Regions from separate parts of the Homo sapiens genome. Here region 1 is linked to region 2. Evidence: read pairs that join two places in POLR2A ChIA-PET (ENCODE). Cell type or tissue: GM12878. All regions are shown on one strand.

What was found. ChIA-PET counts read pairs that join two places held together with the same protein. Peaks named below come from ENCODE experiments on the same cell type or tissue, not always from the same donor. Only the 100,000 strongest peaks of a DNase experiment are listed, where the experiment ranks them.
Region 1: POLR2A ChIA-PET joins it to region 2 with 10 read pairs; 9 of 35 experiments call an interaction of 5 or more read pairs at or near these places.

The regions. Positions count from the first base shown.
Region 1 is chr4:128,825,631-128,828,130 of GRCh38, reverse strand. All of the region lies in intron 1 of JADE1 (jade family PHD finger 1), which reads right to left. Among named protein-coding and RNA genes, the nearest start is that of JADE1, 17 kb to the right of the region's middle. RefSeq lists an enhancer at 1,835-1,884. In GM12878, no CTCF peak of the experiment used is centred here; no DNase peak of the experiment used is centred here; H3K4me3 peaks cover 1,985 bases; H3K27ac peaks cover 2,443 bases.
Region 2 is chr4:128,516,685-128,519,184 of GRCh38, reverse strand. It overlaps LINC02615 (long intergenic non-protein coding RNA 2615), which reads right to left. Exons shown (of 9, transcript NR_125882.1): 9 at 1-429. Among named protein-coding and RNA genes, the nearest start is that of LINC03140, 53 kb to the left of the region's middle. RefSeq lists enhancers at 966-1,015, 558-1,319, 1,234-1,378, a cis regulatory region at 1,301-1,311 and a silencer at 2,288-2,367. In GM12878, no CTCF peak of the experiment used is centred here; DNase peaks (open chromatin) are centred at 1,224 and 2,284; H3K27ac peaks cover 1,556 bases.

The DNA.
Region 1 (2,500 bases), 310 kb before region 2:
TACTAACCCTGACCTCACAGAGCTTCTGGCCTAGTTGGGCAGACAGGAAAACAACGGAAATTCACTACTGTTTGTGCCTGACAGTGGTAAATGCGGAGTTCTACAGGAATACAAAAGGTGGATAAGAGTCAGAGGAGGCTGGTAAGACTGAGCTGAGTCCTGAAGAACAAAGAGGAGGTAGCCAGAAAAAGGGGCATGTTTGGGGCAGAGCACCGTACTTACCAACATATGTGTAACACAGCATATTACTCTGGGTAGCATCTTCATACACATCCATTCTCACCTTATAGCCAATTGCCAAGGTTTACTGATTCATAATGTTATGACTCTCTGAAGTCCCCATATGCCCTGTGGGTTTGCCCTTCAACTACTTGTACCTAGAAAGCTTTAAACACCTATTCTCCAAACTATGATCTCTTCCCACTTCCAATTATTAAAACAACAAATTAACTACACCCCATGAGGCAACCTCATCAAAATACTATATGCAGATCTCTCCCTCCATTCCACATTACAAATAGGTCTAAGTCCAAAGTGTCCAGCCAAAAATGAAGTTTTCTGACTTCTCACAGCTTTACTCAGGCATCTGTTCTAGCAAGCCCCAAAACCCAGAGCTTGCATTGGTTGGGCCAGGCTTCTTCCCTGAACACTCTGCTTACTTTCAGTTCTCATTCTCTGCTAATGCTGCTCCTGTTGCTCCTTGCTCCCTATCCTAATCCCACCACTTTTCTGGGGCTCAGCTCAAAGCCACTGACCACTCCAACTCCAAACACTTATATTCTGTACTGCTCAGTTCAACTTTCTTCCTCTTTTAGAACTTTTTCACCTTGCTTTTCAATGCACTGTTACCTTAATAGTATCACTGAAAAAAATTCCTCATGACACTTGTTAGAAATGGTAAAGCAGATTTTACTCAAGGGGGACCATGGTGGTAGGTACAGGGAACACTGCAATGGGATCTTGCAGAGGGGGATGGAGATTGAACCCAACTCAGATTCCAAAAGAGGTGGAGATTTATAACCAAGGAGGAGGGTGGGGCCGGTGGATAGGAGACTGACTACTAAACAGAAATATCAAGGATAAGGGGTTTATGGCTAATTTGATAGGATTATTCTTGAAGACAGGCCAGGATAAGATAGGACAGAGTGGTCAGATACCCAGGTGAAGAATTTTCCCTAAACTGATTTTAACAGGATTTTTGCTTCAACTGGATTCAACAATAATACAAAGAGAAGCCCAAGGTAGTGCCCATTCACGCGGAGGACCGGAGGAGCGTGACTAAAGTTTTGGTCAAAGGAGTCTTTGTCAGTATTCAATCAACTACTGCCTTGCATCATGACTTAAATGTTTCATGTGTGTGTCTCTAAAGATTACAGTAATTTCTGGAGAACAGATTCTCTCAAGTCAAATATGAAATAAACATAACATAGGGCCAGGTGCAGTGGCTCATGCCTGTAATCTCAGCACTTTGGGAGGCCGAGGCAGGCATATTATCTGCATGCAATAGATAGAGAGGAGCCACTATGTGAAGCCTGGAGTTCGAGACAAGCCTGGCCAACATGGGAAAACCCCGTCTCTACTGAAAAAAAAAAAAAAAACACAAAAATTAGCCAGGCGTGGTGATGCATGCCTGTAGTCCCAGCTACTCAGGAGGCTGAGGCAGGAAAATCACTTGAACCCAGGAGGTGGAGGTTGCAGTGAGCTGAGCGTGTGCCACTGCACTCCAGCCTGGGTGACAAGAGTAAACTCTGTTTCAAAAAAAAAGACATAACAGAGAAGGGGGACCATGATGGTAGGTATAGGGAACACTGCAATGGGACCTTGCAGTACGGGACAGAGATTGAATCCAACTCAGACTGGTCAGAAACAAGGCCTCTCAGCGTGGCTACAATAGATGCCCTCAGAACTCTGGATCCAGTCGACACGGCTCACCCTGACATTCTGTTTACATTTCCTCAAAACTGATGCAAAGTTATCCAGCTTATCGGAGCCTGGAGTGTCCACTTGCCACGAGAAACATAATAGCTACAGAGACAAAAGAGCTAGTTAGTGGGCATTTGGGAGTTTGCCCAAAAAGAGGAAGACTACCTAGGAAGTTAAATTAAAAACAGAACACTGCCTGGAAAGGCCACTGGCCAAAGACCCTGGCTGGACCAGTTACTTAACAATCCTCTGGTGTCTCTACTCCACTCACTGCACGAAGAGATGCACCAAGACAACTGAGCATCTGTGGCAGCTGCCGGAGAACCATCTCCTCAGGAAATGCAAACACAGGCTTTACCCACTGGCCCAAACCCCTATTTAGATTATATGCAGATTACTCTCTCCTTGGATCCCTTCTGTCATGTGGGTTAAAATGCAGTACATTAGCTAACATAATAATTTGAGGAAAATTTTATCAAGGTAGACGTCAGAGATACGGTGAACAAGATATGGAATGTCTGCACTGCAGGAGCACACAGTCTACCTGGAGGAAACATCAAATAACTAGACAAGTGGC
Region 2 (2,500 bases):
CAGTGATTTGTTTTGCAGCATCACTGTAGCAAAAGTTTACTGACACATCTTCTCATCTGAACAGCCATTTCTTTACCTATTTCCCCCACAGAAAGTACTGGTGGAGCAGAAGAAGCCCAACGTCAGAACAAAGCCAGCTTCCCCCTCCTCCTTCCCACCGTGGGCACAGACCCCATGTCCTGGATTGATGGCTGGGATGATGGGCTGTAACAATGAATGCCAGCATATCAAAAAATGTCAGATTCTTCAGTGGGTTCCTGTCTAGGGAGCAGACAACACCAACCACTCTGCCACAGTGACCAGTGAGGATCCAGAAGTCCCCTCATCCTGCCGACAGTGCCACAAAGCTTATGAACAAGGGTTTCCATCTATCACCAGCTGCACACTGAGAGGTCAAACTGCATAGGAGTAGAGGCATGAAGAGGAAACCTGAAAGATGAAAAGAAACTTTTAGCTCAACCTAGATAATTACATTGGAACTAAGTTTACAAGATTGGGCTAAAATTGAATTCCCACTCTGGGGTCCAGTGGTGGAAATTTGAGAGAAATATTCCACCAGTTAATAAAAAAAGTTGTTACATTTTTTATTATCTCTGAGTGTATTGTGAGTGAATTTTGCAAATCTGATATGAATTTTTGTAAAATGAATACACAGATGAATAAATGAATGAATGAATGCGAAACTCCTCATCATCCTGCCATGTACTCTTCCCACCACCCGCTGGCATTTCTAGCCAGTGAAGGCATCAATCCAGAAACAACTCATTCCTCATCTTGAAATGCCTTCCAACTTCTAGGAGCAAGCAGCAACTTCTAGGTCTAGCTCCCTCCTTCAGAAATGCCTAAACATTCGCCTACATTCCCTGGTCCCTTGGCTCAGGAATTTTGTAGGTGGTCTCAAAGCCTTGGATAAATTTACATGAAACAGGCTGGCATCCTCTATGTTAGAGGAGTTTGGATCTTTCAGTAGACTCTAGCCTTAAACCTGTACCAAAAATCTTTTGAGATTATAATGAGGCAATGTTTTCCCCAAGAGGAGAAAAGGTCAGATTCCCACATCTGGAGTTTGACCTTTGTGCATGTTGTCATTTCACCCACCACAGGAAACCTTTCTAGGCTGGGCTAAAATGTGTAACTTCTCAACAGTGTGGCTGGTAGCAATCCCACCCAGCTGTGTGGAATGGGAAGTGAAAGGGCAATTAATATTCTGTTAAAACTTCAGGGGGCTGCACTGAAGCTGGCCAGATAGCAAGGCTGACTCATCACGTTAAAACCCAATGCAGTATTGTCTGCTCACTTCTGCTGACTCACTTGTCAGCCCTAAGCTATGTGTACCCAGGCAGAGCTGCCAGGTCTCACATCCGCCTTTCCAGAGTGTTACCCTTCTGCACCAGCCATGACCATTCACTCTCTGGAGAAGCATTTATGATCAGCCATGGATGATTTTAAATGTGTGAAGAACTGTTTCATGGAGGGAGATTATCAGCCTCTTTCTTACATTGTTTTACATGAAAACAACATGAACAGCAACACAACTGACACTGGAGAAGAACCATAGTTCTTCCAAGCTGGAATGGAGCCTTAGAGATCAAGCTAGATCTTATGAGATCTAGTGGGAAGGAGGCTAGCACGTTGAATAAGAGCTTTGAGTCAGGCGACCTGAATTTATGTAGCCTTGGACACAGGTAGTCGAATTATAAGTAGTAGGCTAATACAGCTGTTAAGCAACTTTAAGCAAATTGCTCAGACTCTCTGAGCTTTGGTTTCCTTATCTGTAAAATTAGAAATAATTATAGCACCCACCTCATGGGGCTATTGTGAAGAAAGGATGAAAAGAGATCAAGTATAAAAGGAATCGAGTGCTGGGCACAAAGTGCTCCATATATTGTAGCTATTAGTAAGGCTGATGAGGCAATTCATGGAAACCTCTTTCCTGGAAACAGGATAGAACCTACATGTGTTTGGCATTAGATTAGTAAAGGGTAAAAGAATATCACTGCAAGCTGGGTATTGATGGGGGTGGGGAGGACAGAGAAGGAGGAAGAATTGCCCAGGGAATGCTGGACCTTCAGTATTTTGAAGGGCCCTGCTTTGGGGCCCAGGTGGGGAAGTATCCACCTTTCCATCCTGGTTTTAGGTCTGCTGAAGATAGTTATTCTTTTTTTTTTTTTTTTTTAAAAAGACCCTTCTGATTATAAGTCTTTGTTTGAAGACATTGCTCAGATTTCCCTTTAAGGGCCTCATTTAAATGTACACACAAGGCAGCACAGTCCAGTTTTTTAAAAAAAGCCTGGCTAGTAATGACATACAGAAACTGATACTTACATGATACTGTTAAGTGCACTCTTTTTAAACCACTAATTCTTATTTCACAGAAAGTGGTCCTTATGTCAACGTCCTTAAGAGGTCCAACAGCTTGTATAACCAGCAGACCTCATGGTTAGTTAGCAGCTTTCAGGACTTGAATTCCCAGTGATAAACAAAAGAATTCCGAAGGCCA